Linked DNA regions of Homo sapiens: regions 1, 2 and 4 are each linked to region 3. A link is a loop called in an ENCODE intact Hi-C map of the cell type or tissue named here. Cell type or tissue: PC-9. All regions are shown on one strand. Each heading gives the region's core, and the rest is flanking DNA. Links, peaks and the distances in the headings are about the cores only.

The links. Hi-C counts contacts between places; a loop is a spot of excess contacts. Peaks named below come from ENCODE experiments on the same cell type or tissue, not always from the same donor. Only the 100,000 strongest peaks of a DNase experiment are listed, where the experiment ranks them.
Region 1: it touches region 3 in a loop (10-fold over the local background); 14 of 110 quality-filtered maps call a loop at or near these places.
Region 2: it touches region 3 in a loop (7-fold over the local background); 4 of 110 quality-filtered maps call a loop at or near these places.
Region 4: a loop joins it to region 3, with 8 times the contacts of the local background. A loop is called at or near these places in 11 of 110 quality-filtered maps.

Annotation. Positions count from the first base shown.
Region 1 is chr6:25,887,051-25,894,638 of GRCh38, forward strand. No RefSeq gene overlaps it. Among named protein-coding and RNA genes, the nearest start is that of SLC17A3, 17 kb to the left of the region's middle. In PC-9, for the core only: CTCF peaks have their summits at 3,594 (motif pointing left) and 3,796; no DNase peak of the experiment used is centred there.
Region 2 is chr6:25,999,247-26,006,834 of GRCh38, forward strand. LINC02980 (long intergenic non-protein coding RNA 2980) reads left to right here. Exons shown (of 3, transcript NR_186645.1): 3 at 2,004-2,529. Among named protein-coding and RNA genes, the nearest start is that of LINC02980, 10 kb to the left of the region's middle. RefSeq lists enhancers at 1-271, 272-907. In PC-9, for the core only: CTCF peaks have their summits at 4,028 (motif pointing left) and 4,229; no DNase peak of the experiment used is centred there.
Region 3 is chr6:25,219,362-25,226,949 of GRCh38, forward strand. It overlaps the pseudogene LOC100533655. Among named protein-coding and RNA genes, the nearest start is that of CARMIL1, 56 kb to the right of the region's middle. In PC-9, for the core only: a CTCF peak has its summit at 4,298 (motif pointing right); a DNase peak (open chromatin) is centred at 4,300; H3K27ac peaks cover 571 bases.
Region 4 is chr6:25,938,167-25,945,754 of GRCh38, forward strand. No RefSeq gene overlaps it. Among named protein-coding and RNA genes, the nearest start is that of SLC17A2, 11 kb to the left of the region's middle. RefSeq lists an enhancer at 7,444-7,503. In PC-9, for the core only: a CTCF peak has its summit at 4,567 (motif pointing left); no DNase peak of the experiment used is centred there.

The sequences.
Region 1 (7,588 bases), core at 1,272-6,271, 670 kb after region 3:
TGAATGCTATTGATATTTGTGTTATAATACTGTATTTGGCTGCTTTGCTAAATTTTATCATTTCAGTTTTCCAGGTTTTCCTCTAGGATTTTCCAGGTAGACAGTAATCTGTCAAGCAGGTAAGTAGTTTCTAAGCAGCAGCACAGGGGCAGCTGCTAGGCTAGCTTGCCACATTTTTACATATTTAGCCAGGAAGGAGACAATGAATCCAAATGTTAGACAGTTTGTCTTAATCAGTTTGGGCTGCCATGAAAAATTACTATAGGCTTAAAAAATAGAAATGTATTTCTCACAGTTCCAGAGGCTGAGAAATCCAAGATCAAGGCACCAGGAGATCCACTGTCTGCTGAGGACCCACCTCCTGACTTGCAAATGGCCGTCTTCTCCCTGTATCCCCACATGGCAGAGAGCAGAAAAAGAGAGAGAAAGCAAGCTCTCTCTTGTTTTATAAGGATGCTAATCCCATTCATGAGCTCTCCATTATCATGGCCTATTTACCTCCCAAAAGCCTCACCTCCTAATTCTATCACAATTGAGGTTGAGGTTTCAATATCTGAATTAGGAGAGAACAAACATTCAGTCCATAGCACAGTTTATGCAAAACTGTTTTGCATAATAGCAAAAACAGTTTTTTTGCAAATAGCAAAAACAAAATCAACATGATGTTACATCCCTGTTTGACTAGTTCCAAAAGAAGACATGAAACTGGAAGGGCCAAATGACAAATGACACAAGAGGTGGGCTGTTCTGTCATTGAGGAGCCAACTCCACACTACAGCCATGCAATTTTATAGCCTGCGTCTACCCAAAGGGCACATGTAGAAAGTCCTATGCCTCACTGGAACCAGAGAAGTGATAGATGAGAAACTACCTCACAGCAGCTTCCCACAATAGAAGTAACTTCCATCTAGTTGGGGAGGCTGATGATAAGTGGCCTTGTGACAATTCCTCACAAAACTGCCTCTTCACATATAAATATAATATAATTATAATTATAATATGATATATTACAGGGAATTCTGCCATACAGGGGATTCTGGGAGGATCACAGGGCATTCTACCATAATGGATCAGAGTGCAACTGAGTCTTGCCTGTGTGGCCTATGTGCAGATCTGCAAAGTTGCCAGGGTGCCATAGAAGAGCCACTGTCCTCCACAAATCATATGATTATTTTACTCTGTTTGTTTCAGTAATTAAACCTCTTCTCTAAATACATTATATAATAGTCTGAAGTGATGATTTAAAATAGTGATAATAGTAGACTTGAATTTCTCAGATATAATACACATTTTTCTTTGATATATATTTCTGCCATGTTACTAACAGGCTTTAATTAAAAATAAGTATAAAATATTAGCATCTACCTACCCATTTAGCAACTAGTAGATGCATATGGTTCTTTTCTCCTTTAATTTGTGTCATGAATTCCATTTATAGTTTTTATCATTAGCAACAATAGAAGCCATAATAATGGAAAAATATCCTGAAAATGCTGTGGCAAAACATTTTTCAATCTAGAATTCTATGCACTGCTAAACTACAACTATAGGATGGAGTAAAATAAAGACATATAGACAAAGACTGAAAAATTTTACAACTCACAGAAAGACACTTAAGTTAATGTATAGTAAAAGAAAATATTTTCACCATTTGGATTTCAGAAATCTAAAAGTTTTATAACACACTGTTAGAACATAAGGAAATGAGCAATGAAATAAATTATTGATAGATGTGTAATTTGTTGCAGCCGTCTGTGAAGAGCAATTTAGAAGTGTCCATTAATATTTAAACACAGATACTTTTGACCCGCAAATTCAACCAAGAGATTTTCACCTGTAGTTACACTTGCACTGGTGTGGGCTGAAGTATATGCAAGAATATTCATTGCTACATTGTTAATAGCAAAGAAAGAAATCAATAATATAAAACATATAGCATTTAATATGGTGAACACCCTGTTAAGAGTGCTTTACATATGTTAACTCATTTATTAACTCTCCCAACAATCCTCTGAGGCCAGAACAATTATCATCCCACATGACAGATGAGGAAACTGAGGAGCAAAGCTGTTAAATAATGTGGCAGGCACTGTTATGTGTCTTTTACCTCTTGTGGAAAAGACAGTCTTATATGTTGACAAACCCATTTTTCTTTTCCTGAGCTACTGGACTGCTCATTCCCATCATCCTTTGAAGTCACCTTCTATGCCTCCACTGAACAGCCTGCATTAGATGGTGATGCCAGTAGGAAATAAACATTTGCTTTCTTAAACCTCTGAGATTTTGTACAGTTTACTTGTTAACACTGTAAAGTCTAGCTTACTCTGACTCATTCAGAAATTGGTACCAGAGGTGGAGTACTACCTTAACAAAAAACTAAAATAATTCTCCTGTCATTGCTCCATGAAAAAATCATGGGGGCAGTGAAGATAATGCAGTATGAACTGTATTTCAGTGAGGATGGGGCACAAACTGGATGCAGACAAGTAACAGCCAATTAGTTTTCAAGGGTAATGTGGCATGTTTCACTTCTTTGTTGTCTGGGCCAAACTCCATTTTAAGATCCCTACTTCTTTATTCACCTGTATGTACTTTAAAAAGAGCTCTAAAAGCAAAAAACTCAGTTTTCAAGCCTCCTTGCAACTAATGTGGTCTTGATGCACATTTCTGGCCAGGAACACATAAGGATTTTCTGATTTGAGAGTTGATGTGAACTCTGGATATGCACCCAATGATTATGAAACAAAAAAATGAGGAGGGAAGTCAAAAGACTTGGCATAGGTGTATTAGCCTAGAGGTGACAGATAAACTGAAAATCTCAGTGGCTTACAAAAATAAAGATGTATATCTTGTTCACACTACATTCATTGAGATTGGCTGTAGCCCTTCTCCATGTCATCTTCCTGTCAAGATCTAGGTCAGTAAGGTGGATTCTATGTGGAAGATGGGTGGTTGCATTATGGAGAGAAAATAAATAATTTGGTGAGCCATGAACTGATGGTAAAAGTTTATTGTGGATGTGACTCATGTGACTTCTATTCACATTTTATTGACCAAAGTAAGTCATATAGATATGCCTGATGCCAATTGCCTAGGAAAGTATCACCATCCCAGAAGGAAGGGCAGAGATATTTGTAATTAAAAATACAATTCATCACAATCCAAACTTCTGATCACAAATATTCAGTTCATGCTCCTTTCCACACACAAAATATATTCAATGGGTGCCCCTCTCCCACTCCAAGAAAGAAAACCCAAAAGTCCTATCCAGTCACAGCATCAGCACTGAAGTGCAGGATCTCATGACAATCTCTGCGTAAGTCTGGATTTGGGTCCTTTTGTTCTGAAACCAATAAAATGACGTCTGCCCCACCTCTACTCTACCGCACAACCGCATGTACAACAGTGGAACAGGAATAGGATAGCTACAAAAATAGGAAACAGAAAATACTCACTTGTTGGAGGAAATTATGAAATCATCCAGGGCAGATATTGTAAAGTTTTTCTACACTGGATGTGTACTGACTGATTCCTTGCTTAGTCCATAGTTCTTCACCCTCAGAACAGCTCGTTGTTTTCCATGGCCTTTGGCTCCACCTTCTGGGGAATCTTTTCTTTTCCATTATTCCTTTTGGCCACATTTGAAGAGGACATTGGATATGCCCCTCCTTAGGAACTGAGCATCTTTCACTGTCCATCTTCTGCCAAAAAAATTGAAAATAAATAAAATTTAAAAATTGGTATACCAGGGTAAACCAATATATTTTTTGAGTCCTGAAGTTATGGTCTCCTTTAGTCCAGACTGATTTGTACAACTCTCAAGGCCCTTTACATTGCCTTGCTTACAACCAACTTTGCATGCTAACTTTACTTGCCACCCCTCCCTTCCCAATTAATTTGAAGATGTGCTCTTCTCTCTTCAAATCTTTCTCTCGACTTAATTTTGGGCACTTCAAGCCTATCAGATTCCCATGGGAAAGCCATGTTCTTTGTCTCATTTTTCTGAGCCATTTTATTGAATCAAAAGTATTTACTAGATACTATCTTAATTCAGAGGTTTGAACAACAAACATGAACAACCTCATTGTTTTGACTTTAGTTCTTGTCATGAGAATGACTTTTAACAAGTTTTTTGTTTCTTAAGTCATTTCTCAATTGAGATGAAGTTTTTTTCTTCCAAACCTAAAAGTCTAGATATTCTGAAACTGGCCAATTATTTTTGGGCCTCCTATATTTTTGGAGAACTTTGTCAAATGCAACCAATAGTAACAAAGGCACACTACTAACAGCCAATATCTCAACCACTTCACCCAAAGCAAGAAGCTCATTAGATATATTATCAGCTTTCCAAGTTGCTTTGGGCAAAAGTTTAATGTATTTCAAAGGTTATGCTTCTAGCCTCCAAAATTTTTTTTCCTTTGCCTCCTGATAAGTCCTGAAACCAACACTACACGCATTTTGGACTTTTGTTTGTTCGTTTGTTTCTCTTGTGGTAGCATTTGACTTCCAGTACTAATTTTTTTTAAACCAGTCAGAACAGGGTAGGTTATGCTGCAGTAGCAAATAATCCCCCAAATCTCAATAGTTTACAAGAACCTCCTTCATTCTACATATGCAATGGACAGCTGTTGCTCTGTTCCACATCATCTTCACAATAGCACTGGATTGATAGGACAGCTTCCATCTAGAACATAATAAGTCTCATGACAGAAAAGAGAGAGCATTGAAAAAGTTTTTGACTGGAAATGACACATCATTTTGGCTCAAATTACAGTAGTCAAATTAAACCACATAAACAATTTTGATATTAATGAAGAAGGGAAATATAATCCTTCCTCAAGAGAGGGGAAGAAAATATCTGTGTACAAATCATTGGTGGATCAAAAAGTAGAGCGAGCTTCGATCCTTGTTGTCATCATTATATCACTGCCTTACTTTTGAGCTGTCTAAACCAGTGTTTCCAGTTCATGAGTTCAGCTATTCTAATTTACTACTTAACTCACATGTTAAGGTTTTGGTTTTCTTCAGTGACAGTAATTATCAGGTTTCTTTACACATCTCATGCATAACTGTTTGGTCTATTCCTATTCACTCTTTTTGCTATTATAGTCATCATTTCTATTATTTCTTCTTGTGTTCACTTATCTGAAAATATGAGGATGGCTATTTGAATTTCCTTAACTCATGGTAGATTGTTTCCACATTTGCTTTATAATTTCTGATGGTGAGAACATAGTAAATGGAAATTTACTTGAGGGTGCTCTAATGGCTAGGAATTTAGCGATTAACACTTTTGAGATGATTTCTGTTTGTTTCTGCTAAGTATCACCAAACTAACTATTTTTGTGTTCATTTCATGGCTTTCCAGGTCATGTACATATTGTACATTTGAATCCTAAAACAAAGCAAGTACAAACTGGTATTTATGCACTCTCAACATGGGCTAACAGAGAAAACCTATCTTGTCTCCCAGTCCCAATAAACATATGTTTTCTAGTTTACCTGCCACTGCAGCTATGGCTTTTTGTGCATCCTGGCTTTATGCAGAGTGACAAGGGGGAAAAGAGACTCATTGAGGAAATTTTAACTGTAATGTCAAATAAAGAAGGACATTAGATTGGTACATGTAACTAGAAAAAAATATGTTTTATTCTCTTGAGTTGTTGGCATGATGTTTTTTAAAGTAGGGTGATACATGATGGACATTGTGTGATAAGAGTTGGTTTTGACTTGACAATGTAGCTGAATGTAATTCAGGATAGGAAATATAATAGTCAGTTACCTCTATTTCTATTGTGTAGGATGACCTTGGAAGTAGCAGTCATGACCAATTTTAGAAAAATTATAAGATAATAATAAAAAAGACTTGAAGGGAAAGAAGCCATCTTTCTGCCCTCAAATAGATTCATAGCAGCAAAGGCAAATATAGGAGAAGTGGGCCAATGAAGATGAAGTCAGGAATGCTTTGATGTGCCTCCAATCTCCTCTTCAGTAAGACTAGCCATGCCTATCTTTAACCATTGTCTTAGTCCCTTTCATGCTGCTATAACAAAATATCACAGACTGTATAATTTATGAATAAAAGAAATTTATTTATCACAGTTCTGGAGGCTGGAAGTCCAAGATGAATGTGCTGGCAGGATTGGTGTCTGGTGAAGGCCAGGTCTCTGCTTCCAAGATAGTGCTTTGTTGCTGCATTCTCCAAAGGGAAAAAACACTGTCCTTACGTGGAAGGGCAAGAGGGCCAAACTCACTCCCTCAAACCCTTTGGTAAGGACACCTAATCCTATTTATGTGGGTGGAGCCCTCATTACCTAATTATTTCCCAAAAGGTCCCACTTCTCAATACCACCACCATAAGGATTAAGTTTAACGTGAATTTTGAAGGGAACACCATCATTCAAACTAAAGCAACCATAAGCTTGTTTTTAATTGTTTTTGTTTTTTGGACAAAGAGCAAAAATCCATTCTTTTTTTTAAATTTTATTTTATTTTTTTTTTGAGACGGAGTTTCACTCTTTTTGCCCAGGCTGGAGTGCAATGGCCCGATCTCAGCTCACCGCAACCTCCGCCTCCCGGGTTAAAGCGATTCTCCTGCCTCAGCCTCCCGAGTAGCTGGGATTACAGGCATGGGCCACCACACCCGGTTAAGTTTCTGTTTTTAGTAGAGACGGGGTTTCTCCATGTTGGTCAGGCTGGTCTCGAACTCCTGACCTCAGGTGATCCGCCCGCCTCGGCCTCCCAAAGTGTTGGAATTACAGGCATGAGCCACTGCGCCTAGCCAAAAATCCATTCTTTTACTGGATTTCAAGCTTCCTCTTTACCTAGCCCTTATTCTTCGTATGTTTTCTGATGACAAACTAAGATTAAGAACAAGGTTCACGTCTTCATAAAGTGAAGAGTGATGATGTGTCAGCACGAAGGGCCAAGTTTATTTTATTGGCTATCATGCTGGGATTGGGGTTTTCATTGTATCAAGTTAAAGGTTGTGTCTTACATATGTCAGGCATATATGATGCCTCAGGCAGAAAGCCACATTGAACCAACTTCAGGAAAGAAAGCAACTGGGTTAGGGAGCTCACCAAACAGAAAGAACAATGGATGTAGCAAGAACAGCTCCAGACATCTCATGGTCTAGAATTCAAGATTTTAATCTCATTCTCTTCCTCCCCCTTTCCTTCCTCTCCCTTCTTTTTTCCCCTTCTTTTTCTCCCTCTCATTCTCTCTCCTTTCCTTTTTCTTTCTCTACTCTTTCCTCACTCATGACCCCAAACGGCTCTAATTTCTGCTGTTTTCTTGCCCATCACGTTCCTTCAGTTAGTCTTTTCTAGGAGAGAAAAGCCCTTTGCCTGGCAGTCTGGAGTGTCATCCTTATATCTTTACTATAAGAGAAGAAGAGGTATTTGGGTTCAGCCTCCAGATCAGAGAATCTCCTGAAGGACTTTTATTGGCTTAACTCTGGTCACTTCCCTAATTCTTGAACATATCATCCCAGCTGATGGAGGTAGAGTTCTCCCATTGGCCAAGCTTGTAGGAACCTTTGGTAACTTGGAGGGCTCTAAGACCATAAAACAAGAGTTTTCCAAAG
Region 2 (7,588 bases), core at 1,089-6,088, 780 kb after region 3:
AGAGATCACATTGTTACTGTGTCTGTGTAGAAAGAAGTAGACATAGGAGACTCCATTTTGTTCTGTACTAAGAAAAATTCTTCTGCCTTGAGATGCTGTTAATCTAACCCTAGCCCCAACCCTGTGCTCCCTGAGACATATGCTGTGTCAACTCAGGGTTAAATGGATTAAGGGCTGTGCAAGATGTGCTTTGTTAAAGAAATGCTTGAAGGCAGCATGCTCGTTAAGAGTCATCTCCACTCCCTAATCTCAAGTACTCAGGGACACAAAACACTGAGGAAGGCCACAGGGACCTCTGCCTAGGAAAGCCAGGTATTGTCCAAGGTTTCTCCCCATGTGATAGTCTGAAATGTGGCCTCGTGGGAAGGGAAAGACCTGACCGTCCCCCAGCCCGACACCCGTAAAGGGTCTGTGCTGAGGAGGATTAGTAAAAGAGGAAGGAACGCCTCTTTGCAGTTGAGACAAGAGGAAGGCATCTGTCTCCTGCTCGTCCCTGGGCAATGGAATGTCTCAGTGTAAAACCCGATTGTATATTCCATCTACTGAGATAGGGGAAAACTGCCTTAGGGCTGGAGGTGGGACATGCTGGCAGCAATACTGCTCTTCAAGTCATTGAGATGTTTATGTGTATGCATATCTAAAGCACAGCACTTAATTCTTTACCTTGTTTATGATGCAGAGACCTTTGTTCACGTGTTTACCTGCTGACCTTCTCTCCACTATTATCCTTTGACCCTGCCACATCCCCCTCTCCGAGAAACACCCAATAATGATCAATAAATACTAAGGGAACTCAGAGGCCGGTGGGATCCTCCGTATGCTGAACACCGGTCCCCTGGACCCCTTTTTTTCTTTCTCTATACTTTGTCTCTGTGTCTCTTTCTTTTCCAAGTCTCTCATTCCACCTAACGAGAAACAACCACAGGTGTGGAGGGGCAGCCCAACCCTTCAACCTACCTATCTTATCTCTTCCATTATCTATCCACATATGTCCTCTGTATTTTTTTGAGTAACATTTATAAGCATAAGTCCTTAGGTAGCTATGCCACTTACATAATGAACTAGAAAAGGTAACCAAACAGAATAGGGTTGTACTCAGATATACCTTCTACAAGTTTGTGTTACACATATTTACACATATTTAAAAATATATACATATTATTATTGTGCTGTGTGGTTATTAGGCAAACTCAATAAGCAGTTCTTATAAAGTATACTCAATGTAACTTTTATAAACTTACCATATTTTATAGTTATTCTGTTTTTATTAGCTGCTATAAACTACCTGGGTGTCTTGCATGAGTCATTTTATTGTAATGTTTTTGTATCTGTTGAATGAGGAGTTAGAAGGCATCATCTTTAAGGAGCTTTACAGGTACATGTCCAGGGCTCAATAATTTTATTATTATTTCCTGGACAGATAAAACCTAAGCAGGTGAAGGGGAAAGAATAAAAGTGCAGGGTGGAAGTTGCTTGAATGCTAACTGGGTCAACGATCTCCCAGAAAACCCCTGTAAAAGAAACCTAAGAACCTACATCACCAGGAGACCATTGGGACCAGTTCCTCTGGAATCCCTGAGGCCAGATAATCAGCTGAAGCTTTACATTCTGTCCCTTTCTGGTCATGACTTTCTCCACAGTCTGCTTGGTGCCTCCTCCTCTGTGACTCTAAATTCTTAGGATCAACCCCTCTTGCATATGCACATCCGCAGTGCCTGTGGGATACGGTGTGGTGTGGGGAGGAAACTCTCTTCTGCCTTAATATTTTCCTGTGTGCCCCAGGCCTTGACGGAATCCTGTCTCTCCATAATGTTGCTTTTCGAGGAGACTGATTGATTGAGATGGCGTCTCACTTTGTCGCCCAGGCTGGAATGCAGTGGCGTGATCTCGGCTCACCAACCTCCACCTCCAAGGCTCGAGTGATTCTCCCACTTAAGTCTCTTGAGTAGCTGGGACTACAGGTGCATGCCACCACGCCTGACAAATTTTTTTATTTTTTGTAGAGATGAGGTTTCGCCATGTTGACCAGGCTGGTCTCAAACTCCTGGACTCAAGTGATCTGCCCACCTCGGCCTCCCAAAGTACTGGGATTACAGGCATGAGCCAATGTGCCCGTCCTGAGGAGTTTTCTTCTGGAATTCCTGCTGGGTTTTTGTAGTCAGTCCTCTCCCCATTTCCCACATTGGCTCTTGCAGACCTTCCTTTTCCCCATTTCTATTTGCTACCATGTCAGACATGACTTTTGCCATAGGATCTCTATTCTACTATAGAGGAAACCAAAGCCATCAGTAGAAATTTCACTAACATGGAATCAGATTTATAGAAGAAAGGGGGAGGAAAGTTTTGCCTTAACACCTGGAAGGGTTTCGTTTCTTTTAGTAGCTGGGAGACAGAAACATAAGAAAGTAGCTTAGTAAGCTTTCTGCTGTTCAACTGATGATGTGTGAGCTGTCAGTAGTTCAAACTAGTCATTATCTTTATGAATTAATTATGTAATAACTTAAACAATGTCATAAACCTTCAAATCAGTTTAAGTCTAAATGTGTCATATTTAATAACAAGAGCAAGAAACATACGTTATGATGAAGAGCTCTTATATTTTCTTTGGATAAAAGTCAGTAGGCGGGGCGCGGTGGCTCATGCCTGTGATCCTAGCACTTTGGGAGGCTGAGGTGGGCAGATCATGAGGTCAGGAGATCGAGACCATCCCGGCTAACACGGTGAAACCCTGTCTCTACTAAAAATACAAAAAATTAGCTGGGCGTGGTGGCGGGCGCCTGTGGTCCCAGCTACTCGGGAGGTTGAGGCAGGAGAATGGCGTGAATCCGGGAGGCGGAGGTTGCAGTGAGCCGAGATTGTGCCACTGCATTCCAGCCTGGGCGACAGAGCAAGACTCCGTCTCAGAAAAAGAAAAAAAAAAAAAGTCAGTAAAATTTAAGAGAAAAATGCATTTGCTTTGGGACTTTTAATATTTAGTCTACAAATCTAGCCACCATAGAAATCTGCTGATTAAATACGGGTTCTGTTAAAATGGAAACATGCATTTTGGGGGAAAAAAGAGGGAGTGTTTTAGTGATTTTGTTTTTTACACTTGTTTATAATAAAATTTTAAGCAATCTTGAGGGGAACATTTTATTTCTACTTGTAACTGCATAAAGTTATGAGATAAAGTTACAAGCTATATCACATACAGTTTGTAGCTTTATAAATTATGAAATTCTAACAGAATAAATATGCTAATATGATGAAAATGTCATAAATTACATTAGAATATATTTTAATAAACCAATTCAGAAGGAGCCAATACCCAATTTCAAAATCATATTAATTGTAAAATTAATTAGGGCAGCCAAAATATTCTGGAATTCTTTCTAATAAAACAAATGAGTGTAAATACAGTCGTACTGACAAATCTGAAGAATTATGCAGCATAAAAAGTGATTATCCCAGCACTTTGGGAGGCCAAGGTGGGCAGATCATGAGGTCAGGAGTTGGAGACCAGCCTGACCAACATGGTGAAACCCCGTCTTTACTAAAAATACAAAAATTAGCCGGGCTTGGTGGTGCACACCTGTAATCCCAGCTGCTCAGGAGGCTAAGGCAGGAGAACTGCTTGAATCCAGGAGGTGGAAGTTGCAGTAAGCCAAGATCACGCCACTGCACTCCAGCCTGGGCGACAGAGTGTGACTCTGACTCAAAAAAAAAATAAATAAATAAAAATAAAAGTTTTAAAAAAGTGATTATTATGAACACAGAGTAATCTAGTAAAAATGGTTAAGTGAAAACAGCAAAATACAAAATTGAATATGTACTATAACAATATATGCAAAATATACTCAGATTTATAAAAATTAGAATGTAGAAAAGTAAATATAGCTCTTCATAATTTTGTTCTGAAGTTTAAAAATATATATATTTTTGAATGGATAACTTTCTTTTTCTAAATGCTTACAGTAGAGCCCACGATGGTTGTTAAAAGCCCCCAGGTTCAGCCTTCTTTAATTGTGTGGTCAGCCTGCCATCAACCCGAGGCCTCCCTCTGCTGGGCAAATTTGGGAACACATTGAGAAATCCTTACACGTAATTCCTTCTCTTCATGTTCCTGGTGAGCATTTTTCCCATTGGGTTTCCATACTCTGCCCTCTTGAAGTCCTGCACCCTGACATTGCAGTGTCATTCCTCTTCTACTGAAGTCTACAACTATTAGCTTATTGTCTCTAGCAAGTCTCCCTTTAGCTACAAATATCATTCAGAGTTTTACCTTTCAGAAACTTTCTCCATGAGCATTCTGGAGTAGACTCTAGGTGCACTAGGTGCAGTTAGAAAAAGTTCTGATTTGTTGGTGGAGCTATAGGAGGAGAGACAATGGTGGGCTGGAGAAGGGTGTCTACATGCAGAGAAACTGACTGGAAACTCAGAGAGATGATGGGGATTAAAATAATCCTATTGAATCTGCACAAAAGTGTTTTATTATAATTGATCCTGAACTATGTAAAGGTAAGCTCCAGTGAGTAGTTACAGTCTGTCCCTAAGATGGACTCTTTCTTTTTGCTTTTATTTTTATTGTATTTATTTTATTGTATTTTTTTTTTCTAAAGACAGGGTCTTGCTATGTTACCCAGGGTGGTCTCAAGTGGTCCTCCTGGCATCAAATGATCCTCCCACCTCAGCCTCCCAAAGCGCTAGGATTACAGGTGTGAGCTACCACACCCAAATGATTCTTTCTTTTCAAATACAGAGTTCAGCAGCAATTTTAAAGAAGTACTGAACTCTACTGCCTGGAAGATGGAATGGCCCTCACAATTCTTCCAGGCAAGCTCTGCACTCAGTGGTATGGACCACAAGGCAAGCCCATTAAGGGGTTAAATTACTGACAAACAATAATTTCTAAATATGAACATTTCAGGAGGAACTAAGATGGCTCCTTCTTGGAGAATAAGTTGGCCGGCTTCTCTAGTTATCAGACTATCAGATGGGGAGGAAAGAGCCCCTCTGTCCCGGTGAGACAGGACCCGCCAGCGCCCAAGCTCTAAGGCTTTCTGATGAGCAAATGGGGTTTCCATCTTTCTAGCTTCAGGACTCGTAACTACTCAGATTATTTCCTTCAATCTGGATATTCAAGACAAGAACAGTTCATGGTGTTGCGAAGGCCCAGATTTAAATCACATATGCAAAGATACTGACATTCAGTGGAGGGTCACTTAGATTATAGCCAGATGACTTTCCCTAAATTGATAGCTCAAATGGTAGTTGTGGATATTTTTGCTCTTAGTTACTTGCATAGTCACTTGCCAGAGGTAATAAAGTTTTAGTGTGGTTGTGGAAAATAATGGCCATATATTTAGGAACAAAATTTTAATGATGATTGAAAACTGAATTAGCTTTAACATGTGAATATGCTCAGGGGACATAGGACCACAGATCTCTGTTCCTTCCTATTGCCACTTCTTTCCTTTCCCTGGTAGCATGCTTCCATTACCCATTACTTCAAACACTGTTTCTGTGTCTCCAACTCCCTTGCATCATGGTCTTTTCATTATTCAGACACAGACACAGCTCGATTATGGGTAAACTTTTTTCTGTGGCTACAGAAGAGTTGAGCATGGCTGAAGCATCGTTGAGCATGACTGAAGAAAAACACCTAACCTTGAATTTTTTGATCAATATAAATTTATATCCACAGATTTTACCTGACTGATCTTCATTGCCCACCAGTCCTACAAAGTTTGCCAGATTGGTTCTGTTTCCACTTTACATACTCAGCAAATACTTATTAAGCACACACTTTGTGTTAGGCTTAAGTGTAGATATTGAAGAGGCACTGGTGAATGAGCAGAGGCTCTGCCCCCATGGGACCTGCATGCTATTTGGCAGCTCTTTCAGACATTCTCCTCTCTCAAAGCTTTGAGCCCCTCTATACCCCTATAAGCACCTACTTTCAGCTGCTCCCTCACTCCCCCCTTCATGGGGGAAATAACAGCCATCGTGGTAAAACCTCCACTGCCTGACAGAGCTATATTTACCATCTTTTCTTTAATTTTTATTTTTAATGGACACAGTTGTATATATTTATGGGGTACTATGTGATATTTTGATACATGTATAGATTGTGTAATGATCAAATCAGGAATTAGATCAGTTTTTTGTCTTTTTTTTGGTAAAAGATAATCTTTTATACTCTTTTGGTCCTGAAAAATGGAGGAGTGCCATATTAGGATTCCAACAGAAAAAGTTAAACCAAAAGAATATATGAAGGGCATATAATGAAGGGATATCTACAAAGTTGTGACAGGGCTAATGGGAAGAACAGGGGATATGAGGCAGCCCAAGATCAGCAACAGTAGTGATCCAGTGTCACCCTGTGCTGGTTATGAAGATTTAGTCTCTTCTATCTTTTCCAATACCGCTTTGCTAGCCACCTCCCCAAACCCTACCAATAGAAAGCACTGGAGGAAGACTAGAGGGCTGGAAGGATGTGAAAAGATTTCCCACTTTGTTTGTTGACATCCTCACAGAATGGGTTCTTCAACCTGGCAGTGGCAGTTGAATCCAGTAACAGCAGTTGGCTTCAGTTTGGAGATCTTCCATGCTCCTAAAATCAGCCTCATCATGCCTCTATCTACAGACATATCATCATCAGTGGTCCAGCATACACTCCTCAGAGGTCCCAGTTCTGGGGATCTCTTCAAAGAATCTTTTCCTTGTTCTCCTAAACCTGGAGGTGGTAGTTGCTTTCTGTCATTACTATCTCTGATACGTTTGTCCACTTTTCCATTTTCAGTCCTCTTATAACTAGTTAACAACCATTCCCATAAAATTCTTTGTTCAATTTCAGTGCAATTTCTAGCTCCCAGTTATACCCTGACAGACACACCTTTAAATCTGAAGAGGCAATGGGAGGGAACCTGTAACCAGAGCTAGGCCAGAGCTGGGACTGTGGAGGAAGAGCTGCCCACCAAGCAGGGGGGTGATGCAGGGAATAAGTACACTAACCTCTCTCTCCTTTGCCATCTACATTCCTGCTGGGCTGATCACTGGCCAAATCCAGCTGTTGCAAGAGGGCAGGGCTGCCCAGCTAATGCTATCTGTAGAAGCTGGGCTTCTGGGGCACAGAGCAAGTCAGAGACAGGCAGAACAGGGATGTGGGTTTGGACCAAACACTGAATAAACCAGATCAAGGATTCTTCTATCAAGACAAGTTTATATACTTGCAGCTTGATCCCATTGTTTCCCTTAGATAACTGTGCACTTGTTTTTGTCTGCCCTCTTTCCTGTGTCTACACTCTTCCTGTCTTATTCTATTTACACATAGCTCAGTCTTTTCCAATTAAAAAAAAAAAAAAAAAGCTTTCCCTCTCCCAAATCTCCATGCAGCTGCTGACTTCTCTCTTCCAAAGCCACACTGTGGGAGAGTCAGTTACACCTCCTGACCTCTGACAGGTGCAACACACTATAGTGAGGCTTCTGCCCTTGGTATTCCTCTGGCTCCATTATTTACAAGGTCACTAATGACTTCCTATTTCTAAATCCAGAGTGCCTTTTTAGTTATCTTCCTTGCCTTCTTGGCATCTCTAGATAACAATACTTG
Region 3 (7,588 bases), core at 1,796-6,795:
GGAAATGTGCTTCCTCTGCCAATTAGGAAGTCTGCTGAATAGACTTCCTGGCCATAAATTCCCAAGAGTGGTTAAAGTATCCTAATGGACAGACAAGAAAGGCAAAGATGAATCTTCCACTTCCCTTGGCTTTTGTACAGTAGTTGATCCAGCCATACCTAAACCTCCATTCATATTGAAACCTACACCAAAAACAAACAAACAAAAAACAAACAAAAAACAAACAAAAAACAAACAAACAAAAAACAAACAAACAAAAAACAACTCTAAAACTAAACACAAACTAGATTTTACACCTACAGTTTGGGATGCCAAAAAGAAAAGTTGTTCTGGGATATGCTGAAGCAAAATTGTGTGCATGGGGGATCTGGCTGCTAATACACTTTGTTGAGTCAAAAACTGTGTTCAGATGAGTAAGCCTGAAGAAACAGGCCTGAACATATACAGGCTTTCTACCAAAAAAAGAAAAAAAAAGCAATGGACCTGGGTTCAGTTAAACACAACCTTTGTTTTTAAAATGGCAGGCTAGATTGTATCAGTGCAACTCAAGACATCTCTGAAATGAAGAAGGAACAGAGCATTTATAAAAATAAAATAGAAATTATCTTTTATTATGTTTACTGCTGGAGAAGCCGTGATGGATGAGATAATCAGCCCTTTCCCTGTCATGATGGAACTCTTACTAATGAGGACTAATAGTAGCACTACTGGAAAATACTCTGCTACCAAATTAGCTCAAAATAAGGATTCCATTAATCCTACTTCCCTTCTGAGGGCTATGATGCAACAAAATGAGTCTGGGCGTTTTATCCTGTTTCAAATACTGCACCCTTTGAAAGAGCTTTTTAAATGCATCTATGAGTGAAGCCAGTAATCAGCAAGATAATATTGTGCCAAATGCAAAAAGGCAATGTCTTCAAACATGAATCTATTGATCCATCTCAGCAAATGAACCTGACACTTTGTGGAGATCCTGCAAGTTTCCTTCCACATAATAATAATAATGACCTAATACAAGACTAGGAAAAACTTAAACATTGATTTTGAAGATATCAAATACAATCAGCAGAATGAGGAACTTCAGATCTGACTTTCTGGTAAGGATTTTATCTACTAGGCATAACAGATAAAATCCTAACTTATATCCAAGATTATTTTACAAGTCTACCGTCGTGTATTCAGGTCATAAGCAGTAACATTCCTTGGTTCTCAACTCAAGCTACAGGGTAGTTATAACCACCCCAATAGCTTTAGCACCAACAAATTCATGAGATGAAGTAGCAGCAACTGGGTCATAAAATGAGGCATAGCAAGTAAATGGCAGCTTACAGATTGGAGTTCTAATCAGGCCATGCCTTGCAGATATTCCCAGCAAGACCTACAACAGTATAAGGTGTTTTCCAATTTCCATGCCATGAATCAGACTTTCCCTACAAATCTGAGTTTAATGCTAGGCCTCATATACAGAAACTTAGTGCCTGTATTCAGGCTGTGTCACAACAACATTCCAAGTATACTCAGTTGGACTTCCCTGTAGGAAGTTTTGAACCATTGCTAGTATCCAACTACTTCTAATTTAGAAGATTTGGTCAGTTATTTATAAGTTTCTGAAAACCAACAACATGGAGAAAAAAGCAGTCTGTTGTAACTTTTCAAGTGTGTTATGCCAAGGACATGTCAACAGATCAGTGCCAGCCAGAAACTGCACACCTTTGTGGATCTGATGCAATATAAATACAACTCCAAGCTCATAGACATTTTAAAACAAGTTGCTTTCAATGAAACATATCTAGCTGAATAGCATAAATAACACTCGGACTATTTTATGTCCTCAGCCTCTGTTATCCATCAGAAACCAGATTGACATCCAGTGAGTTCTAACTCCAGGCCTGATTTTCGCCTTAGCTTTGGATGCTGTATAAATTAGCTTGCAGAAGGTTGCAGAATAAAACTGAACGTTCAGTGTCAGCAGGTTGACATGGAGGCACTGATGCACATTCCTTGTACTGTCATTTCAAACCAAATTGTTTTTGATCTTAGAAGATGATTTTAAAATAAAATATAAAATAATCTTATATTTTAATATAGATATATGCATATATAAATTTTAAAATAAAATTTTAAATCATCAGCCATTAAAATAGAAACCGTGCTGCTACAAACAGCAACATATTGCATTTCACCTTATTCTGAGCACCATGTTATATGAGATATTTGAGGGAAAAATGAGCATTTAAGATACTTTAAGAATTTTCTCTATTCAAATTATTATATCAGAATAAAAATGAAACACATGGGGTTTGAACTTATGGGCTGCTATTTTAGTATATCAAATACAAAGTTAAAAATCAAAAACTCTTTCCCTATTTATTAGCTTCTGTTTCTATCTCAGATGCTAAAAGAAGTAGTGTGGTGTTTTTATGAAAAGAAAATATCAATGTTTCCCTTCTTCACTGTTAATGTAAATGACTCACAATTTTTTTTAACCTATAACAGTATAGGTAAGTTAAGTCTCTTATTTCTTATATGATTATTACAATATAGCCAGATAATATGGTTCATATAACTTAGATTCTTAAACATTTTGACTTTAAAGACTTTCTTTGTGACCTAGTACCTGGAGCAGGAGTGAGGTAAGGTAATATTTGAAACTTGAATAGGATATGATTGGAGTTTTAAACAAAATGATGTTTAATAACCAAACTGATCCTGACATTATTAAATCTCCCCAAGATTTCATTAAGTGTCAGGAAAAGGATATTTTGCAGAGCCCAGGTAAAAGCAATGACAGGAAAAAATAATGTCTTCCTACTTTCATTGTCCAGTGAAGCAAGATTGCTCAATAAACCAATTATAGTAGGTCCTCAATTCATGCTTGTTGAAAATAATCTCTAGTTTTAATCTTTTATCTTCCATTGGATGCAAGCAGGGCTGGACTTAGACAAAATGAGAAAGTGGAAAAGTTTGTTTTTAGAATCTTCTTATCTTAGACAAAATTAGGAAGTGGAAAAGTTTGTGTTTAGTATCTTATCTCTGTCTCCAATTTCTGGCATTCCCTTCTGCCCACTTTTCTGCCCAGTCTTTGTTCAGGAGCCATCACTCCATATGCTTGTGGCTGACCCACTGGGAATCCTTAACAGAGCCTGGCACTCCACCCACACTGCCCTAGGTATGCCTCCAGAGCCATGCACAGATATTCACCTACTTTCCCTCCCTTGGTATCAGCAAGACCTTGCTAATATTACAGAGCACATCTCTAGTAGTGTTCAGGGAAATATTCTGGCTTAATGAAGTCCCAGGCTGTAAATAACATTTGTAGGAACAGTTGCAACTTTGAAGAACCGCTATAAGGGCTAAGGAAGGACACTCTACATTGCATTCAAGGGTCTCTGTGTCTCCCCTTAGTGGGCAAGGAAGCTGCCATTTTTCCTCCTCTAGAGCAAGTCTTATCTTCTCATCCTTCTAGTGAGGCCACTGGGCCTCTTATTCGAGATTCTTTCTTTTCTCTTTTTCTTCTCTGTCATCCCAATTAGCTTTCAGAGTGTCTATGATAAAAAAGAAAAAGACAATCTACAATTCAAAAAATTAAAAATTATACTAGAGTTTATGCCTGTAAGTGATCTTTTGATAATAAAACATGTAGGATTTTAAAATTTTGATACTCAATTTTTACAAAAACAAAACTGAAATGTACACCACTGTTTCACAGAGGATATCTTATAAGAGAATTAGAATGGCTGAATCTGAACTTGGCTTCCATAGCTTCTCACATCCAGAAATTCCAAATAAATAAAGTAACTCAAACAACGGCAGTCTGACAACTCCTATCAGACCTGGAGGACACAGGGACCCATCTTCCATGTGTTAAAGGGTGAGGAAGAAAGTAAAATAGGAAAACAAAAAAAGTATGCTTTATCCAAGGGCCTATGTCTTCCCCAAATGACTTTACATTCAGAATCTCTTTGCCTAACTCTCCCCAATTTGAGAGGTATTTTTCTTCAAAATCCTGATCCTGCTTTCATTCCATTCCCTGTTTAGTATAAATTCCTGGCTAAACACACTTGGTCTCAGAGAACCATGTCAAAGGTTACTAAGGTCAAAAAAGCTTTTCTTATTTTCTGACAGTCCCTGAGGTCCTGAGAGAATGCATTCTTCTTTTGTTTGGCTGGTAAATAGGAAGTTCTGCATTTTACTTTCCCCAACAAGGAAGCAAATATTTTCTTATTGTCTTATTCTGTGGCTGTATTAAAGAAAAAAATCAGCATTTCCAGAGCTCTATGCTAACAGGCCACTGGGTGGCAGTCCTGAGCTGTAATGCAGAAGAGAAGAGTCAGGAAAAACCTGTAAACCAGAGCGGGAGATATAATAATGTTCAGGAGATAACAACGTCATCAAAGATCAACTACTTTCCACCAATAGAGCCTAATTAAATGAAAGGAATCATACCAGGAAAAAATGGAGGTAGTATCATACGTTTAAATTAAAACTGCCCAAGACGCTTAGATAAAATTGGCAGAAAAGCATCCCTCCTTCCACTTTCATTATCACCAAGGTAACATGGTCCAGAGTGGAGCTGAATGTCAACCCAGTGCTAATGGGCAGGCTTCTTCCTACTCAATTTTCCCTTTTTCACCAGGACTTCAGAATAAAGCACTAGAACTCACACTGTCCTGCTCTGCAAGCTCCAACCCCAGATTAATCCTGAAATCCCCCTTCTCTGCTTCTATATCTTAGTGATTTGGGGCTTCTAGAGAGAAGTACAACCGTGGGAACTGGTATCTTCACAAAGGTATACTTTCCGATTTCAGAAGAATACTCCATTCATCTTGTCAATACTTCTCCTTATCTAAAAACAGCATCTCTCCCCTCATCCCTTCTCCTTCCCTCACTCCTCTCTATAGCGAGAATCTCATACCTTCAGTTCTGTCCATCCCCTGTCAGCAAGTGATCTTGCCCCCACAGAGACTACTGAGCCCACAAACCCTCAAATCTTCACTCTTCCATCCCACCCCCATACACATCCTGCCCCCATACAGGTTTATCTTCATTTTCACTCATTCTTGCTTCCTGTCCCACCAATCACAAGAAATAGAACAGCTGCCCTCCTCTCCCCTCCAGGTGTCTCCCAGCATTTCACCACATGCATCAATTTCTGTGTCTACATAAACTGTTTGCCCCGCCCCCACCCCCGAATGCTAATATGACAAGAGGACATATTAGAGGAGAATCGAATTCTCTTAGCAAATGGCATGAAAATTCCTTTTGGAGATTTCTTAGAAAAATTCATGGATAAGCCCATTGAGGTTGAAGGCGAGACCTTGACTCTGGGTTGATCACTCAGTTCTAGACAAGAAAAGTAATTCCTTGCTCTAAAGGAGGAGGAAGTTGGGAAAAACGGAGGAGGAGCCAGCAGGATGGCAGAGGGCAGTGTGGTTGGGCGTATAACCCCTCTCCAGGAGCACCTCCAAACTACCTTAAAGTTCCTTGTTAAATTGTTAACTCAATAGATTACCATTAACATGAGTGTTTGTGTAGAAACTGGCGAGAAGGCTGAGATTCGCACTGTGGTGCCACAAGATGGATCTGAAACCACAGGTACAGATGTGGCAGGGGACACAAAGAGAAGCATGAGGGAGCAAGCCTCAGAAATTTAGGGAAATCATAAAAGGAATCTTGGACTGTGGCTTTGGACCAGGTTTACAAAGATGGACCAACATCTCACAGAGCCAGGGAGGCCCCAGCTGACATTGGCTTGCTCTAGCTTCTCCCATCCTAAACAAAAGCCTCTCTACCCTGAGCCCTTTTTCACTTTCTCCTTCTGTCATCATCCAACTCTCTCAGAAGCTTGGTCTGTACTTGTGGCAGCTTCAGCACCTCCCAATAATTTCTCAAACTTCTGCTGACTGTTCTCACCAAGGTCATCAATGATGTCCTCATGAGGAACATTCTCAGTCCTTGTCTCACAGAACAGTTCTTCTTCATTAGGCACCACTGATAACTTTCATCTTATCTCTCCTTGGGTCTCTGACCTTTCCAGTTGCCTTCACCATGGGCTGCTCCTCTTCTTTCTGCTGCTTAAATGTCAGTGTTAGGGATTGAGGAGGTGCATTTCCAACCAGCATCTGAAAGACTTATGATGTTCACCAAACTAGGGTTAACAAGCCTGTGAGTTGAATTTGACTACAATTGAGTCAAACTGAATGGTGCAATCAGAGTGTGAATGAAGGAAAATAAAGAAACCAAGGGAGGAAACATTATAAATGGCAGGGAAGGGAGGCCAAGAATGTTCTTGAGAATATTAAGAATATTCTGAGAATAAAAGAAACAAGCTGGGTATGGTGGCTCACACCAGCAATCCTAGCACTTTAGGGAGCTGAGGCAGAAGAATTGCTTGAGCCCAGGAGTTCAAGACCAGCCTGGGCAAAATAGCGAAATCTTGTCTCCACTAAAAATACAAGAAATTAGCTAGGCATGGTGGTGTGCATCTGTGGTCCCAGCAACCCAAAGGCTGAGGTGGGAGGATCACTTGAGCTTGGGAGGTCGGGGCTGCAGTGAGCCAAGATTGCACCACTGCACTCCAGCCTGGGCCACAGAGTGAGACTTTGTCTCAGGGGGCGGGGGAAGGTGGGAAAAAAGAACAGAGTAGATACAGAAGCCAAATTGCAATACAAAGAGAGAGGTTAACATTGTGAGAGAAGGTGCAGGTGTTCAGAGATAGAAGGAAGTAATGTTATAAAAATAAAACTATATTTGTGTAATTTAACATAAAATAGTTCCTTGACAGGAAAAAAATTATGGGAAGCACTGTGCTACATAAATTCAACTGAAAATGTGTTCATCCAACCATTAATCATAATCTGTCTGGGCCAATGAAATACAAATGATGTTCTTGTTAGCTGCAGTAGGCTTCAGAGTCAAAGGCATTCAGATTATGTTCCCACTACATTCTAACAGGAAAATCAATCCATTCACTAAATGGGCGTTAGCAATAAAATACACTAGAGCGTTCCAAAACACACAATTTACCTGGTTTATTGGGCCAGATTATCTTTCTCTGTAGACATATGATCCTTCTTTGAAATGCTTTGTCCTCATTCAGCTTTTATTCATGTGACTAAATGCTAGAGTTTCACTGTAATCCTACCTATTCCAACCCAGAATTCATGGTAAAATATTCCATCTTGGACTCTGTTCAAGAAAACGAATCCGAAGAACTGGTAGAAGAACTGAAATACAACATTGTTACACCCATTCTATAGCCCCCACGTTGTCCAATATTCTGTTGTTATAACTACATGTGGTTGTTTAAATATAAATTAATTAAATAAAATTAAAAATTTGATTTTCCCTTTTATACTAGTCACCACTCAAGTGCTCAGTTGCCACATGTGACTAGTGGCTACTTCATTGGACAATCAAAAAGTATTTCCATCATTGCAGAAAACTGTTAGATAGCACTGATAGACAGACAGACACATACATACATACATACACACACACACACACACACACACACACACACACACACACACGCTCTGTGGTCATTAGGCAAGGACCATCAGAATAGCATGAAAGTAAAATGTCTGTC
Region 4 (7,588 bases), core at 1,560-6,559, 720 kb after region 3:
TGATTTTTATTTTTAGACCGTTTAGTCTGCTAGTTATATCTGATGGTTAGAAGTGAGCCTATCTCTGGTCCCATGTTCTTAGAGAGAGTACTTTTATCTCTTTATCCATCTAACATCTCTAATTTATGTAACATCCCAAGTCCTCATTAATCCTGTGTTATTGCTGTTGGAAGTCCATCTATCCCCTCAAGAACAGAGCCTGAAATTCCTCTTTGAAAAATTTCCATTCATCATAATCTCAAATTTCTCCAATGTCATTTTCCACCTAAATTTCATGTGTGACTTGAATCTCAAGACTATTCATCTGCCCCAGGTATCTGTTTGATGCCTGGATATGTCTGAATTATTATTATTGTTATTATTATTATTTTTTTTTTAAATGGAGTCTTGCTCTGTCACCCAGGCTGGAGTGCAGTGGTGCGATCTCAGCTCACTACAACCTCTGCCTCCTGAGTTCAAGTGATTGTCCTCCCTCAGCCTCCCCAGTAGCTGGGATTACAGGTGCCTGGCACCTCGCCCAGCTAATTTTTTTGTATTCTTAGTAGAGATGGGTTTTCACCATGTTGGCCAGGCTGGTTTTGAACTCCTGACCTCAAGTGATCCACCCACCTCAGTCTCCCAAAGTGCTGGGATTACAGGTATGAGCCGCCACACCCAACCTTAGACCTCATCCTACCCAGCTCACGTGTCTTTTAATCCTTTAGCTGAGGTTGTAGTTTTAACTTATTGCTGCTTGAACCTATTTCAATGCAAAAGTTCTAAAAGAACTCAGCCACCAAAATTCCCTTGATTTGCTGCACTGTACCAAATATTAGTCTTAATGAAATACAAGATTTGTTTCAGGATCTCAAGCCCAATATTTTCAACTGTAGGCTTCCCAGTATCCAAGGTTTACGCAGGAGATTGGCAGTGGGTACATTCCCAGGGTCAGTGGTTTTTATCCAGGAAGGAACCTCAGAATCACCTGGGGAATTTTAGCAACATACACACCAGTGTTCTCAGGAGTGAGGCTCAGGTATGTGGATGGCAACAATACTTCCCTTATCAAAAAGCTGCCACCACACCAGACAAATGAAAACTGCTCTTTAATTATACAGCTTGGCCTTACCTAATGGTTCTCAATTTTGGATGGACATTCAAATCACAAGGGTAGTTGGTTTTTTTTGTTTTGTTTTGTTGAGACAGACTCTCACTCTGTCGCCCAGGTTGGAGTGCAGTGGCGCCATCTCGGCTCACTGCAACCTCCACCTCATGAACGTAGTTTTAAACAGCACTAGTGCCTAAACCAGACTCCAGAGATCATGATCCCTAATCCTATCCCTACCCTGCGGTACTCATTCTGAGATATGCCCTGGGTAATAAGAATTTTAGAAGGTACTCAGGTGATTCTAATGTTCAACCAGTCTGAGAACCATTCGCAGACTTCATATAGATACTTTATTCCAAACAGCTGAGCTGGACCATAGCTAGAAGAAGGAATAGAGATGAATGAGAGTTCATATTTTCCATAGAAAGCCGCTGCCCTCTTCTAAATGTGAATGGAAGTTCTGGAGACCCCTATCCTAAGGTAGACAGATGACAGATACACTGGAGAATGCTGAAGGAAGCAGATAGGAGTCTAGGCTTTAGACCACACCTTCCAAGACGTACTACTCATGCCTGATGAAGTATTACCAAACATACCCCTGGGCCAATAAACAAAGCAGGAGCAAATGTGTTTGTGTGTGTATAACTTTCTACACAAAATACAGAAAAAAGTGATTCAATGTTCAGCATAAATAAAATTTTGTGTTTTAGTATTGTTTTATTTCAAAGTACATCTTGGTGAGAATGCATTATTTTGAACTGGATAAAAGCCCCCCACTACTGAATCCCAGGTCTCTCTATGAAGCCTGAATAGAGGCACTGTAACTCTAATGGCCAAAGGGCTGGCCTGGAAATTCTCCCTTCAGCTGCAAAAAGAGAAAAAGAATAATCCAAGCAAACAAACAAAACAAAGAAATGAGCAAACCACTACAACACAAAACCCTTGGGATGAGATGAGTACTAGACTGGGAAAGTGATAGCTCTGGTATTCATGTGTGTGTGTGTGTGTGTGTGTGTGTGTGTGAGAGAGAGAGAGAGAGAGAGAGCACATGAGAGCACACACAAGACCCTATAGAGGAACCAAGTAGCTTATCTTCTTCCTTGGATTCCTCTATCTCATAGCCTAGAAGACATGGGGTGATCCTAGCCCCTGGTAGTGTAGGACAAGGTAGAGTGGGACTGTGGTTTTAAAATACTTTTTAGACCGGGTGTGGTGGCTCATCAACACTTTCGGAGGCGGAGGTGGGTGGATCACCTGAGGTCAGGAGTTTGAGACAAGCTTGACCAACATGCTGAAACCCCGTCTCTACTAAAAATATAAAAATTAGCTGGGCATGGTGGCAGGCACCTGTAATCTCAGCTACTCAGGAGTCTGAGGCAAGAGAATCGCTTAAACACAGGAGGCAGAGTTTGCAGTGAGCCAACATCATGCCATTGCACTCCAGCCTGGGTGACAAGGGTGAAACTCTGACTCAAAGTTAATTAGTTAATTAAAATAAAATACTTTTTTATTTGGGGCTGGGTGCAGTGGCTCATGCCTATAATTCTAGCACTTTGGGAGGCCAAAGTGGGAGGATCACTTGGGGGCAGGAGTTTGAGACTAGCCTGGGTGACATAGCAACATGCCATCTCTACAAAAATTTAAAAAATAAAAATTAGCTGAGTGCAGTGGTGCACACCTGAAGTACCAGCTACTCATGAGCCTGAGGTAGGGGGAATTACTGGAGCCCAGGAAGTTGAGGCTGCAGTGAGCAATGATTGGGCCACTGAGCTACAGCCTGGTGACAGAATAAGATGCTGTCTCTAAAAACAAAAAACAAACAAAAAAAACCCAAAAACCTTCTTATTTTAAAATGATTTCAAACATATAGAAAAATCAGAAAAACAGTACAAAGAACACTCATATACTTTTTACCTAGATTGTTAATATTATACATTTGCTTTTTCTCTACCTATCCATTTATTTATATGTCTTTATATCTCTTTATATATATATATACTTACTGAAACATTTGAAAGTTGCAGATAATCATCTTCCTATATTACTCAATACTTTATCTTTAAATTCAAATTCAAATTTTACCAGCTGTCCCAATCATGTCTCTGACAACACTTTTTCCCCTCAATCCAGGATCACAAATTGCATTTGGTTGCTATCTCTTTAGTCTCTATTAACCTGGAACAGTTTCCTGGCCTTTCTTTATCTTTCATGATATGAAATGACAATGAATTTTTAAAGGTTAGGTGTTTTGTAGATTAGTTCAGTTTTAAAACTTCACAACAAAGTGCCAAAGATGTCTTGGCAGCAGTGCTCAAAACAGGTTGGAGATGCATAGGAGCCACAGAGAAGGGTCTGGTTCAAAGGCCAGTGGTCGTCTCATTACAGCACTGCTCCATCAGGTCTAGGTCTGGAGACTTGGTAGCACGTCTATGGCCCCAAAGTGTGTAGAGAATGTTGAGAATTGCCTAGGGTGGCAGACTTAGAGGAAGAAAGGTTGGTATGAGGCCTGTCTAAAATTGAATTTGGCTATAGAGTTATGGAAGGGTTTTAGGCCATGTCTGGGTGGAATCAGATTCAGTCAGCAAGTAAGGGGTCTTTGGGAGGTGAGCTTAGGCTGTCTGGGCCCCTTCGAGGAGGGCAGATTTTATGGGGAAGGGCTCTCCTAGAAGAACCTAGTTTAGGATGAGCAAATCACGCAGGTTCATTCTCCACTTTACCCTAGCACTTCCTAGGCTCAGTGGTGGTTTTGAACTTTTCCCATCCCTGCAATTACTCCATAAAGGGAATGTGCAAGGAAGAGGGGAGGAAAGAGATGTGAGTTCTGCCAGAGGCTTCACTGTTTCATTCCCAGATTTATTTGAAACCAACCCTCCTCCTGTACTTCATGCTCTCCAAGCTCATGGTCCTGGAACTTCACATTTACATAATACGGAATTTTTTTTATTACCCTTGATCTTTATGCATGCAATCTTTCTGAACACCCTGGACCCCCTCCTTCTCTTGGTGACCTTTTCCTTCTCCAAAACATGGTTCACCAGTTATTACCTCTGCAGCAGTGGTCCTTCCAGGAGTTGCTTGCTGCTTTGTTCTTCTCTCAGCCTCAACACTTTTTCTTATCTTGTTACAGCATTTAGAATGTAATGTTTTGTTTTGTTTTTAAAACACATCTTGGCTTTCTGGAAACTTATATAGAAAATAATTTTTTTTCCCTCAATAGATATATGGCTAGGGTCCAGCCTAATGTCTGCCATAGAGAAGCCTAATGTCCAGCCTAATGTCAATAAATGTTTATTGTGGGCATAAAGGAATACATTTTAAAATAATGGAGTGTTTAGGTAAAATTAGGATTATTAGCTTGAGTCATTTAAAATCATCCACAAGAACCAGATCAAATGTACATGTCTTTAATACTGGTGAAAGAAGTAGTTACGCTGTCTTAAAGGCAAAACGATATGGACATAGCCACCAGAAATACAAGAGTGCCATCTCTTGGTAAACCTGTTAGCAGACAGAGAAGACACTGAGAAGCCATGTAAAATATACTTGATAATGTGTCTCTTATGTAGGTTATGTAAAATGTGGAAGAAAGATGGAAACAAAATTGAGAGACGTGGTTATGGCATTTTCCAGGAAAATTGGAAAATATTTTCTCCTAATAATTCATGCAAAATGTAATGATATTTTTTAATGCAGAAGAAAACAGTGTAACAAAAAGCATTATAATTATGGCAAATTGTTGAATGCTTTCTCCACCCCTGCCCTTTCCACTCAGAGTAGGAATGAAATAAGGATGTCAGTTATCACACTTTATGTTCAATATTATATGGGAGATGCTAGCCAGTGTACTGTGGAAAGAAAAATAAATGTTAATGTTAGATGTTAATGGTGTAAATATTTCAATTGAAAGGCAAAGATTGTTAGAATCGACTTAAAAATGCAAGAACCAAACACGTTGGCTAGAAGAGAAACATCTTAAATATAAAAACACAGATAACTTGAGAATAAACATATTAAAATATATACACTATGCAAACAGAAAGCATAAAAAGACTAAAATGGCTATAATAATAACAGCTAAAATAGAGTTTAAGACAGAGAGTGTTACCAGAGACAGAGTGATATTTTGTATTGTTAAAGGAGTCAGTTGCCAGCCTGGCCAACATAGAAAAACCCCATCTCTACTAAAAATACAAAAATTAGCCAGTCATGGTGGTATGTGCCTGTAATCCCAGCTACTCGGGAGGCTGAGGCATGGGAATTGCTTGAACCCAGGAGGCGGAGGTTGCAGTGAGCCAAGATCACACCACCGCATTCTACCCTGGGTGACAGAGTGAGACTCTGTCTCAAAAAAATAAAATAAAATAAAAATGCCGAGGTGGGCGGATCACCTGAGGTCAGAGGTTCGAGACCAGCCTGGCCAACGTGGTGAAACTCTGTCTCTAATAAAAATACAAAATTAGTTTGGCATGCTGGCACATGCCTGTAATCCCAGCTACTTGGAGGCTGAGTCAGGAGACTCGCTTGAACCCAGGAGGTGGAGGTTGCAGTGAACCAAGATTGTGCCACTGTACTCCAGCCTGGGCAACAGAGTGAGACTCCATTTCAGAAAAAACAAAAACAATGACAATAGAAAAGTGTCATTTCATCAAGAAAACATAATAATCATAAATGTATGATTCTAACAACAGAGTTTCAAAATACATAACGAAGTTTTAAAATACATAGCAAAATGTCATAACAGAGTTTCAAAATACATAAAGTAAAAATGGAAAAGAAAAGACAAAATAGACAATTCTACAATCACATTTGGAGAGTTTAACACCCTTTTTTTGGTAATGATGCAATAACTAGACAAAATATCAGTAAAGACACAGAAGATCTGAACAATCCTATCTATTATCTTGAGCTAATTGATTTATAGAACATTATACACAATATCTGCATGCACATTTTGCTCAAGTACACATGATATATACATCATGATAGATCATATTCTTTTTTTCTTTTATTTTTAGTTGACATATAATAACTGTACATATATACGGGATAAAGAGTGATATTTTTATATGTGTACACAATGTGTAATAATCAAATCAGAGTAATTAGTATATCCATCACCTTAAACATTTATCATTTATTTTGTTGTGAGTATTCAAAATTCTTTTCTAGCTTTTTGAAAATATACAATAAATGAGAGTTAACCATATGCACCCTACAATGGTGCAGAACACCGGAACTCATTTCTACAATCTAGCTGTAATTTTGTCACCATTAACCAACCTCTCCCTATCCTCCCCTCCTTGCTACCCTTCCCAGCTTCCGGTACCCACAGTTCTGTTCTCTAAATCCATGAGCTAAAAATTTTTCTCTACTTTCACATATGAGTGATAACATGTAGTATTTATCTTTCCAATCCTAGCTTATCTTACTTAACATAATGTTCTCCAGTTTCATCTACGTTGCCACAAATGACAAGATTGCATTCTTCTCATGGCCAAATAGTATTTCATTGTGTATATATGCCACATTTTCTATCCATTTGTCTGTTAATGAACATTTAGGGTTGACTCTATATATCAGCTCTTGTGAAGAGTGACGCAATAAACATGGGGATGTAGGTGTCTCTTTGTATACTGATTTCCTTCCCTTTGGATAAATAGCCAGTAGCAGATTTTCAGCCTCATCTGGTAGATCTATTTTTAGGTTTCTGAGAAACCTCTGTTGTCAGTAGGCTGGTTCAGATTCTTGAATTCCCTGCACAAAAGAATTTGAAAGCCAGTCCAAAGTAAAAGTAGGCAAAGGAGTTTATTGCAAGGTGAAAGTACACGCTGATAGCAGAGTCAGGGTCGGCTACTTCAGCACCAATTGACACTGAAGAAACTCCCGTTATGGGAGTCCTACGTGATTATCCATGAGGGGGTGGGAATGGGCATTGTTGTTAAATATGTTTTGGGTGGTCTCTTGAATGTGCATGCAATATTGCCATACACGCTAGTACATACATCACATGTATTATTAGCATTTTAATTCTCTACCCAAGGGTGTGTTTCTTACTATTAAAATGAGTATATGTCAACCTGAGAACACAGCTTGTGGGTTTCTGCACTTGCACGAACTTAGGGATTTTCCCTCCTGCTCTTCTACCTCCTTGACTGAGGATATTCTAACCACTAGCCCCAGATGCAGTTTGTGTAATGTCAAGAGATTTGTTCTCTCCATCAATTTGACAAGTTTCTTGTTTCCTTTCAAGGGAGGCTGTGACCACCCTATGTAACCTACCTCACTTCCATACTATTTTGCATAATGGCTATGCTAATTGACATTTCCACCAGTGGGACATAAGAGTCCCCTCTTCTGTACATCCTCACCAGCATTTGTTATTTTTTGTTTTTTTGACAATAGCCATTCTAACTGGGGTGAGATGATACCTTATTGTGGTTTTGATTTGCATTTCCCTGATGATTAGTTATTTATATGGTTTGGCTGTGTCCCTACCCAAAT